2 separate regions of the Homo sapiens genome follow, and region 2 is linked to region 1. Evidence: read pairs that join two places in POLR2A ChIA-PET (ENCODE). Cell type or tissue: Caco-2. All regions are shown on one strand. Each heading gives the region's core, and the rest is flanking DNA. Links, peaks and the distances in the headings are about the cores only. Region 1 overlaps ALK (ALK receptor tyrosine kinase). Region 2 overlaps ALK (ALK receptor tyrosine kinase).

Region 1 (2,915 bases), core at 240-2,739:
TGCTACTCACTAGCTAACTGAAATGGCCCAACTGACCTTGTGAATTGGTATTTCTAAGCTTTGGCTTTTTAAACATGGAATGACACTATTGATACAAGGCCAGCTTCTCACCTCGCTTCCTACCAACCTGTTTGTCCAAGTTGTAGAGCCTTAATGAGCTGAGCCCCTGGGTGCCCCGAGGATGCACAAATACCAAATGAACAGAAAGCATTTATTATTATGGTAATTGTGCTAAGATACCCTCTCCAGAGAGCTGTGAGCACTTTACAGACACAGTTCATTCATTCTCATAAGCAGACCCAGATGGACCACCCTGGGGGACAATCTGGCTGGGTCGAGTATGCCAAGTCAGCCTAGGAGAGATGGAGCAACTTGGGCTCACTAGGGTAGGGGCAGAATCCTACAACTCATGCATTCCACCCCTGCCCAGCCTGACACAGATCATGTTGTCTCTGAGAAGAAGCAACTCCTTCAGCCCTGTTGTCCTTGAAGACCAGTTCTCAGCCTGTATCAAGTTGATGGGAAAGGTTTTAATAAGACACAGCAAACCCCTACAGCTGTCCCTTGCAGCAAAACCCTCATGGCAGAGGTTCTTAAGGTGTAGTCCCAGAACCAGCACCAATGTAATTTGCATAATTAAAAATGCAAATTATCAAGCTCTATCCTAGATCTACTGAATCGGAAACTCCGGGGGTGTTAAGAAGCATGACTTTGATGCATGCTAAAGTTTGAGAACTACTTTCTTAGAGTAAATCCCAGTTATAGTTGCAAAGGTTATCTGTGCCTCCTGAAAGGCACTTTCTTCAGATGGAAAGAGCTAGATCGGCAGCTGCTTATTTACTGAGCAGTCAATATTCCCAGGCTGGAGAGTCCCCACCTAATACATCTCTATCATTTCATTTTACTGCCCAAGTATTCCCTGCATCTTAGGAGTGGATGGGACCATACAGCCAGTTATTTTATAATTAAAAAGAAGTGAAAGGACACAGACTTCCCAAATTCTTTGCTTGATGACACAAAGTTGGAGCTAAATCTCCCCTATGTCCTCTATGAAAGAGACCAAGGTCTCAACGGCAGACTGCTCCCAGCAGCTCAGAGTATGAGCCCTGCCACTTCCTGACCATTCACACCCCACCCCATCCAAACCAAAGGACGGCATTTAGTGGTCCTGTGCAGTGTTCCTCCAAGTGCTCATGGAAATGAGTTGGTTCACCTCCTCCATCAGCCCAGTAGCCCACCTGGAAAACCAGATTCTAGGCAGAAAGAGGGTGTCAGAGTTTCAGAGGAATGGCCAGGATCTCTCTCCTCAGGCAGGGCCAGAGACCCCACTCTTAGAATGTTCTAGGAGAAGCCCTGAACTGGCAGCCAGGAGACCACGGTTCTAGTTCCTCTCTACCTCTTACCACCCATGTGACCTTGAGCCAGTTTTCTCATCTATAAATGGGGGTGACAGTTCCATGTCATAGAGTTGTTTTCAGTATTAACTGAAATCATGTACCTTGAACTACAAAAAACGGAGAGTGCTATGCAAATAAAGATCTTTATTATTCTGAGTCGCTGCTCTTTAAAGAAGACAAGTGAGGTCAGGAAAGCAGATGGAGACCACATCTGACCATCGGGTAAGGATTTATGCGTGAAACTGTCCCACTGATTGGAATGAAGACCCAGGAAGCGTGCTGCAGAGTGCATGGCAGCTCTGGGGACTGCCTGGCTGGTCAGCTGTCCGTGCTTCATTCTTCTCCTCCTCCCAGTTCAGAGATTCTGACAGATGGACCCAGGAATTGCTTCCTGGTTCAGCCAGTGAAATGGACGCAGTGAATAATCTACAGTTTACCCCTGAGCCAGTAAATCCAAACTCTTCTGCATTGTGTCATGCCGGGATCACAATAAATCTGGCATAAGACGGGACATAAAACATATCGGTATTTAGTTGATTTGTTAATTTAACTGTCAATGGAAATCAGATGTTGAGATTCACTGTGAAACGAAGTAGCAATTTGTGCCTCTGTCAGAAATATGGGTCTACAGTGTGATTCAGAAACCTCGCCCCAGCCTGGTGGGCATTTCGGGGATGCTGGTGGCCCTGAGAGATGCCAACAGCTTGGTGGCCCAGGCCTGGGTAAGGTCTGTCTCCCCATCCCCATGGCTGTCCACACTTGGACCAGCCCTGATTCTGCAGGATGCTGTAGGGAGTGGGTCAGGGGTGTGAATGAGCTGTGGATCTCTGAAAATAAAGCAGACTGCATTCAATTGGTACCTTCCTGTGGATCTTTTTTTCCCCTCTGAAAATAGACGCAATCCTCACCCTGCCTGCTTCCTGGATTGATTGAGAGAAACTAATGAGATAGTGGACATGAAAGGGCTTGGAAGAGTTTTGTGAATAGAAATACAGGTCATGTATTGGAATAGAAACAGGGTGAATTGGGGTCGTCAGAATGTAAGCATCAGCCTAGGAAGGAAAAAGAAGGACTGACTCACTCATGCTTCTTTTAGAGAAATTTACTTCCTTTTTTTGATTGTAAAAGTTATATATGTCCATTATAGGACACAGAAATTCAGAAAGGTTTAGAAAAGAGAGCTCAAAGCATTCATAATCCTCTCCCTTAGAGATAACTATGGTTAACAATTTGACATACATTCCTTCTAGTTTTCCTTTCTGTGTATATAAATGGATTTTGCTATGCTGTTCCAACAGTCTTAGATACAGGTGCATTGGGCTTGTTTGGTTGGCTGGTTGGTTTTCTTTTTAGTTAATTTATTATGAAAATTTTCTCATGTTAATAAGGGTTCTTCAAAAACACCCTTGTGTGACACAGGGGTACGAGCTTTTATTACTGTTTCCCTGTCTGTGGGGATGTTGTTTCTTTGTTTTTGCTTTCATGGTATTATAATCTGCTATGAGTTTTTTTAGATCT
Region 2 (2,915 bases), core at 304-2,803, 140 kb after region 1:
TGAAGCTAAATAAACCTTCCAGAAAATAAACCTAAAAAGAGATGGAAAATATAGGAAAATATAATAATTTTTTATTTAAAAAATTAAGGGGTAGACCAAAAGGTCCAATTTAGCTGACAAAATAGGAGTCCCAGAGAGAAGGAACAGAGGAAATGAAGAGAATAAAGACAGCAGAGCAATCATTCAAGATTTCCTAGCACAGGACATAAATTTCCAGAATGAAAGAATTCACCAAGTGCCAATCACCATGGGGAAAAAGGGCATATCCTCGGCCGGGCGCAGTGGCTCACACCTGAAATCCCAGCACTTTGGGAGACCGAGGCAGGTGGATCATGAGGTCAGGAGTTCGAGACCAGCCTGGCCAAGATGGTGAAACCCGTCTCTACTAAAAATACAAAAATTAGCTGGGCGTGGTGGCGGGTGCCTGTAATCCCAGCTACTTGGGAGGATGAGGCCAGAGAATTGCTTGAACCTGGGAGGCGGAGGTTGCAGTGAGTTGAGATTACTGTAGCCTGGGCGACAGAGCAAGACTCTGTCTCACAAAAAAAAAAAAAAAAAAAAAAAAAAAGGCACATCCTCAGGCCAATGGTGATAAAGATCCTGCAAACTTCCACAAAGAAAATTTAAAAATTAATAGTAAAAAATAATAGAGATAAAAGATAAGGAATCCAAATGGCATCAAATTGCTTAACAGCACCACAGGAAACATAAGAAGACAATGCAAGAATGAAAAACCTCCACATTTTGAAAGCCTGGAGCTGAGATCATGTCATAAGATGGTGCGGCCACAAATAGTCAGAGCTGCCTTTCTGACCAGCATTAGATAATGAGAGCAAGAGCCTTTGTTGTTTTTACACCAGTGAGATTTGGTTTTAACCTAACCCAGTGGATCTCTAAGTGTGGTCCATCAGCACCACCTGGGAACTGCGAATCCTCGGCCCCCACCTCAGGCCTAATACAACAGAAACTCTAGGGGTGGGACTCTGCAATCTGTGTTTTATCAGATGATTCTGATATGCAGGGAAGTTAGAGCACCAGCAACCCAGGGGATCCAGAGACAGAGAATAACTTAAGCAATTAAGTAATTGTCCTGAACACACACACATCCTGTGACCTAACGCTCCTATTTTTAAGTAAATACATTAGAGAGAAGATGACACAAATAGACTTGGGCGCTGGATGTTCACTTGCAACATTGTTTACAATAGAGAAAAAGCAAAACAAAAACAAAAATAAAAACAAAACCCAACCCAACTACCCCTCAACTAGGAGATGGAAAAATTAACTGTGGTTTACTTACATCATGGAAAACTATTCCGCAGTATAAAAGAAGACAACCTACATATATCAACATAGATAAATCTCAAAAACAGTGTTCAGTGGGGAAAAAGCAAATTACAAAAAGGAGTAGGATATCATTTATGTATAACTTTACAATATAAAAAATGTCTATAACACAGTATCGTTTGCGCTTTCACGCATTGTTTAAAAATGTGAAACATACAATTGTAGGATACAGTCTAACTTCAGGAGAGCAGAGAGAGGGAGGTGGGGTCTTTCTGTCTCTAAGTCTTCATAAAGAAAGGGAGAGCTGACAAGAATAAGACAAAAGATTAACATCTAGATACATAGATAACTCTGTTCCTTTTTAAAGTTTTGACTGTTTCACAATTGGAATGCTTAAACAAATTATATAGCTGCAAGGATTAGGAAGTGCTCTAAGACAATCAGGCAGAAAGAGGAGGAGCTGGGGTTTTTTTGGCAAAGGTGGGCGGGGGGAAGCTCCTTACCGGAGGTAACTTCAATACCTGAAAGAAAGGGCAGGCCTTGGAAAGATCTGAGAGAAAGGCTTTCCAGACTGCAGGAAAAGCCAGTGTGAACAGCCAGAGGCAGGAAGGAGCCTAGCTTGCTTGCTGAGGAATGAAATCAAGTCCTGATGGTCGGAGCTAAGGGAGCCCAGGGCCAATAGGGGTGGAAGGGATGGGTCAGAACACAGACGGCCTTGGAACTCAGATGGGGGATGTGGATTTTATTCTAAACACCATGGGATGCCGGTTGAAGGGTTGTAAGCAGGAGTGTGATATGATCTTTGCTTTATAAAAAAAATCTCTCTGCCACTGAATTTACACTAGAGGTGGGTAAGTGAAGAAAGAAACCAGTTAAGAAAATCCTGCACATTGCTAGCTGAGAGAAACAGGAGAGCGATGTGGCTTGGTGGTGGCAGTGGAGGTAGCGCAAAGTAGTCAGATTCAAGATTTTTTTTTTTTTTTTTAGACTGTCATTCTGTCGCCCCGGCTGGAGTACAGTGGCGCCATCTCAGCTCACTGCAACCTCCGCCTCCTAGGTTGAAACAATCCTCTCACTTCAGCCTCCCAAGTAGCTGGGATTACAGACGCGTGCTACCACACCCAGCTAATTTTTGTATTTTTAGTAGAGACGGGATTTCACCACGTTGGCCAGGCTGGTCTCGAACTCCTGACCTCAAGTGATCCGCCCACCTCAGACCCCAAAATGCTGAGATTACAGGCATGAGCCACAGCGCCCGGCCTCAAGATCTATCTTGAATGTAGAGTTAACAGGACTGCTGACTGTTGGATGGGAAGTGGAGGGGTGTGGGATAACGGAGTCAAGGATGACTCCTGGGTTTTGGGCTTGAACAAATGCATAACCAGAGGTGCTGCTGAGTTGGGAAAGAATGAAAGAGGAGATGGTGTGGGTTCAGAAGGAGTTCCGTTTGGGCATGTTAAATTTGAGTTGCCTATTAAAATAGGCCAGTGAAGCTAATGAGTGGGCATCTGATAGATGAAACTAAAGATCAGAGAACTGTATGAGATCTTGGTGTATGAGATCTTGGAATCCACTGGATGGACATTTAAAGATATTAATTTTTGGCTCCCATTTTTCCTAAGAGCATA

The links. Peaks named below come from ENCODE experiments on the same cell type or tissue, not always from the same donor. Only the 100,000 strongest peaks of a DNase experiment are listed, where the experiment ranks them.
Region 2: POLR2A ChIA-PET joins it to region 1 with 10 read pairs; 2 of 35 experiments call an interaction of 5 or more read pairs at or near these places.

Annotation. Positions count from the first base shown.
Region 1 is chr2:29,345,659-29,348,573 of GRCh38, reverse strand. The region is part of intron 5 of ALK (ALK receptor tyrosine kinase); the gene reads left to right. All of the region lies in intron 3 of LOC101929386 (a long non-coding RNA gene), which reads right to left. Among named protein-coding and RNA genes, the nearest start is that of CLIP4, 230 kb to the right of the region's middle. In Caco-2, for the core only: no CTCF peak of the experiment used is centred there; no DNase peak of the experiment used is centred there.
Region 2 is chr2:29,201,139-29,204,053 of GRCh38, reverse strand. All of the region lies in intron 26 of ALK (ALK receptor tyrosine kinase), which reads left to right. Among named protein-coding and RNA genes, the nearest start is that of CLIP4, 87 kb to the right of the region's middle. In Caco-2, for the core only: no CTCF peak of the experiment used is centred there; a DNase peak (open chromatin) is centred at 1,856.